Linked DNA regions of Mus musculus: region 1 is linked to region 2. The links are chromatin loops, found by intact Hi-C in ENCODE. Cell type or tissue: left cerebral cortex. All regions are shown on one strand.

Region 1 (2,500 bases), 150 kb before region 2:
CAAAAGGTAGATGTTATAGGTTGCATTTATATACTCCATAAGGCCTAACAAAACAGATGTCCCCAGGCCATCTCAACATAATTAACATAGCAGTGAGGAATGGTCTAATTCCATTTGCATTACCATTTACTAATTTAGCTGTTCAACAGTAGTTATTAGTCAGTTACTACGTGTGCTAAGTCCTGGGAACATATATAGCACTGAACAGAAGACAGTGACAGATCTTTGTCCTTATGGAGCACGTCGTCTGCATGTGATGATTGTGGAACAATACCACTCCTGTGGGCAGCACCAGGAAGGTTGGTGTTTAGTTCAGGGGTATAGGGCAAGAGGTGAAGAACACAAGATTGCTTATCCTGTATCTAGAGTGGCTTTCCCGAAATGATCTGTTTTCCTGGCTGCTTTCATCTGGAAGCTCTGCATGTTCTAGAGCTATCTGTGACGCATGTGAAGCATATTCATGTTTGGGCATCTCCAGACTGCCCAGCATTAGAAAGTCTTCCAAAGCAATGCATAGACCTTTCCTGCTGTGAAGCAGGCTTTGTTTGGGTCAATGCTCCATGGTATGCAGCCTGGATGAAAGGATTGTCAACCCTTCTCTCCTATCTTACTCTCGTAGGTGGAAGGACTGATATTTTGCTCTGGTAGCCAATAACTAAATAACACGTACATCCACAACTTAACAGAAATGGTGGTTACTGGTATGAAAACATTCAATTACACAGTTACATCTGTGAACAATTTAAGACAGCCAAATAATTGTGCCATAGGAACTTCAAGGAAGACACAAACAAGGACATTTTGGAAGCATCTACTATAATGCACCTTCATAATCTCCGAGTGAAGCACTCTTTCTTAGGCAAGGAGGTGCTGGGGTCTCCTCCCTTCACCCTGTGAACACACTGACAGAGCTCTCAGATGGGCTTACAGATAGCAGCTTAACCCAAGTGGGCAGAAATGACGACCGTGGGGAATTCATGGTTCTGGAGGCCCAAGGACTGCTTCCCCTGACTTGGCACAAACTTTCTGCTTCAGATTGGGTTTCTCCAAACTTCTGCAGCTATTTCCAGAGCAGGCCAGAGTATATTATCTCAGACACTTGTGGGCCATTTCTTGAGCAGGACAATGTGGGTGCCATGGGCCTATGATTCATTCAATCCGGAGTTTTAAGTTGCTTGTGGTGGTGCATATCTGTCATTCTAGCACTCAGGAGGCTGGGGCAGATGCATCACTGCAAGTCTGAGTCAGTCAGAGGTATAAAGAGTTTATGAATGCATGGTGAGACACTGTCTTGAAAAATCCAAAGAAATGAAACCAAATAAAAGCAATTCTTTCTTCCCTACAACGTGGGCTCCTCTCTCAAGGTAGTGCATGCTAACTAGTCTGTTGCTTCACCCTTACATTTAACTGCTTACCAATCCATAACTTCCAAATCTACTTACTATTTTTCTCCACTGTTGCAACCCTATCACTACCTTGTGAGTTATAACTAGTTTATCCCTGGGGCTCTCCCTACCTAGCCTGTCTTACTGACAGCACAGCACAAGGACCTTTCTCAGTCAGGGATCTATATTGCTTTTAGGGCTGCTTAAAATTTGACTTCCCTTGCTAACTGCTTCCAAACTCAACAGCCTGCTCCCTTTTACCATGTCCTCCTATTGGTTCTGATTGTCCTTCCCACTGCAGGATGTAGCATGCAGCACCTCTAGAGCTCAGCTTTACCTCACTTAACTTGCCCTTCATGGCATTTTCTAACACTTGCACCCAGCTCCATATTGCAGCACCAATCTTCAAAAGCTTCCCACACAAGAGGGCAGCCTGGCCACCAGACTTCTTTACAGTACCCTGCTGCGCTCACACAGCATCAGTTTCACTCGGTAGTAAGCACCATACTTGGGCTTTCCTGCTCCCAACACTGACTACAGCCAACTCCTAACCAATGGGAATCCTGTGGATCCTCCAACTCTTCAATTAGGATCCGTCTGTTTAGCTATGTCTTTTTGGTACTCTGCAATCTGCAGCCTTTAGTCTTCACACTTCAGACTTCAAGACCTGCCTTCTTATCTGCACCATCTTCTGTTGTACTGCTAAGGAGGCTTTTGACTTCTAAGGCACACATGTTGTTTCTGGCCAGTCTTAAACTCCAGTGGCTCTGCCTGTGGCTCTTAGGCCCTGGACTTTGTACACACACATCTCTGGATTTCAAAGCTCTCAAAAAAAAAAAAAAATTCCTGTACATTTAAAGTGTGTGCTGTGTCCCTTCTCTCTCTGGAGGAAAGTGAACTTTCCATAGAATTCCAATGAGGAAAAGCTAGCCAGATGACTACCCTTGGATATGTGCCCTTGGCCTTCCTCTGGCCTAGAGGACTGATGGAATCTATCCTACCACTTGCAAGAGAGAACAAGGCACAGGACCTGTTGAGACACAGAGCACGGCTCTCTAGGAGTACTGGCTGCAGAAACCACAGCGTCACAATTTTTAAACACCAACATGAGAGAC
Region 2 (2,500 bases):
TTGCAAAGTTGGCATTCAACAGGTAGTTCCCGGGACTTTCACCTGAGGGAGAAAAACGTCCCGCCAACTCAAGAGTGCCGCCCAGGCGCCCATGCCCAGCTCAGCGTCCCCACCCCCACCCCGGCGCGGTGCACCCACCGGAGGCCGAGCCCCCACGTGCGCTCGCCTCAGCCGCCGTGCCCCGGAGGCCCCGTCCCGCCCGCCTGGGAGGGATGCCGCCGGGCTCCGCGCCTCCCCCCCGCCCGCCCGCCCGCTAGCCCGCGGCGGGGTCGGCGGGCGCAGCCCCCGGAGCCATCTTGTGGCGGCGGAGCGCGGGGCCCGGGTGGCTACCTGCACGATCTCGCCCTCGGCGCTGAGCATGGCCCCGGCCCGCGAGAAGCGGCCCGTGAGGCCGGTGGTGTGGGTGGTATAGTCGCCGCTCGGGCTCGACTCGAACAGCACCACCTCCACGAACGCCGTCTCCTTGGCCCGCGCCGCGCCGGGCCCCGCGGCCGCCAGCAGCAGCCCGAGAAGCAGCGGCAGCGGCGGCGGCGGCGGCAGGCGACGACCGCGGGGGCCGCGGCGGAGGCGGCGGCGGCGGCGGCCCGGGGCCCCTGGGCGCCCGCCCGAGCGTGGCCTCATGGTCCTGCGGCGGGAGGGCGCGGAGGGCGGGCGCGGCCGGGCATAGTCGCGGGCCGGCGGAGGACCGAGCGCGGGCGGTCGCCTCACAGCACCATCGCGGCGGCGGCGGCTTTGTGGGTCGCAGGCTCTGCTCCGCTCCCCCGGCCGTCGCGCCGCGGCCCTTTCATCTGCTCCACGTGAGGGGTTATCCCCGCCCCCGCAGCGTCGTGACCCGCTCTCCCCTCCCTCCCCGCGCTCGGCCGCGGCCACCTCCGAGGGGAGCGGGTAGGCGGGGCGGGCGCGCCTGCGGCGAGAGGCGGGGCCCAGAGGCCTCGCCCGCCCCGCCCAATCGACTGAGTCCCGCCCCGACTCCGTTCTTAGCCACGCCCCTCCACCCTTGCTCCGCCCAGGTAGTCTTTTTCGGTCACGCCCCTTCCTCTTAGCCACGCCCCCTGGTCTGTACTCCGCCCTCCGCGGCAGACATTTCTCTTGGCAGTTGCTGGAGTACGGGGAGAGTAAGATCCTCAACCTGTTCCCGGGCGGTTTCGCCCCCTCGGCGCACCCTGCTTTGGTGCCGCAATTAGAGTCATTGGGGCGTCAAAGGCCTCGTCCTTCCGTCCAAGGATGCTTCATCCGCAGCTCCGGCACTGCTGGCCACCCGCACTCGGTGCTCGCGCCCTACCACCTCCAGGGACCGCGAAAGGCCCCGGGCGGTCAGTGGCAGTTTGCAACCCGCCGGGACACGTCCAGTTCTTACGTGGGTGTCACATAGACAGTTACCCTCAACTAAAGGAGTGAGGACAGGTGGCGGAGAACTTGAAGAAGTTATCTAGATTCTAATGGAGTTCATCTTTCCGCAGCCCTGGAGACCGTCTCCAACACTCCCTTCAAATCTCACCATGTGCAGAAGGGCGGAAGAGTCAACACGCTTAATGCACAGACTTCTGGTTGCCAAACATACCAAAGACACGTGCTCCGAACCCAGACGTCCCCAGTCACCCAGAAGATAAACTTTTAATTCTCTTCCCCTTTTTGGAACAGGATTTTTCCTTTCTCAGCAAATCTATGAGACTCACAATCCTCCTTTAAAAGCCACATTCAATTTCTACTTCCTCAGTCGTCTTCCCTCCCTGACCTGAATGGCTTTGTTTAAATATTTGCAAATATTTGGTTAGGGTGATCTGCTTCTACTTGCTACCACACCCAAAATATTAAGACAAAAAGAAAAGTCATTGAGTGTTTCCTTGAGTAATCAGCGCATCGAGGTTACAGTTTAAACTGAAAAGGAATGTTTTGCCAATGTGTTGAATAGAAAATACAATTGAAAAGAAATTCACAGAACTGTGTTACTGTGTTTGGACCACCCAAAGCTTTGGCACAGAAGGTAACTGACAAAGCTAGAGTCATTAGTTTCCCCCAAGCCAAGCTTAATCAGTACTGACTGCTCGGGAGCACTGTCATTTCCAAGGATTGTGACTTTACCCACTAAGGCACAGTCCAGTCTTTTTTTTTGTTTTGTTTTGTTTTTTTTTTGTTTGTTTGTCTTTTCGAGACAGGGTTTCTCTGTGTAGCCCTGGCTGTCCTAGATCTCACTTTGTAGACCAGGCTGGCCTCTAACTCAGAAATCTGCCTGCCTCTGCCTCCCGAGTGCTGGGATTAAAGGCGTGTGCCACCACACCTGGCACAGTCCAGTCTTTAAGGGGAAAGCAATTATTATAGCCATGCATAGCTAGCGTTGCAATCCTTAGAAGTATGAAGTCATGAACTGGTGAATGAATATGCAAATATGGTCTATCCATACAATAAAATCGAATTTTTAACATGGTAGAGTTTCAATCGGGGCTGGTGAGATGGCTCAGTGGGTAAGAGCACCCGACTGCTCTTCCAAAGGTCCGAAGTT

Evidence for each region. Hi-C counts contacts between places; a loop is a spot of excess contacts. Peaks named below come from ENCODE experiments on the same cell type or tissue, not always from the same donor. Only the 100,000 strongest peaks of a DNase experiment are listed, where the experiment ranks them.
Region 1: a loop joins it to region 2, with 2.6 times the contacts of the local background. A loop is called at or near these places in 26 of 42 quality-filtered maps.

What each region holds. Positions count from the first base shown.
Region 1 is chr11:5,293,867-5,296,366 of GRCm38, forward strand. All of the region lies in intron 2 of Znrf3 (zinc and ring finger 3), which reads right to left. Among named protein-coding and RNA genes, the nearest start is that of Kremen1, 34 kb to the left of the region's middle. In left cerebral cortex, no CTCF peak of the experiment used is centred here; a DNase peak (open chromatin) is centred at 1,165.
Region 2 is chr11:5,444,058-5,446,557 of GRCm38, forward strand. Znrf3 (zinc and ring finger 3) reads right to left here and starts at 790. Exons shown (of 9, transcript NM_001080924.2): 1 at 331-790. The coding sequence starts at 621. In left cerebral cortex, no CTCF peak of the experiment used is centred here; DNase peaks (open chromatin) are centred at 977 and 1,466; H3K4me3 peaks cover 1,664 bases; H3K27ac peaks cover 267 bases.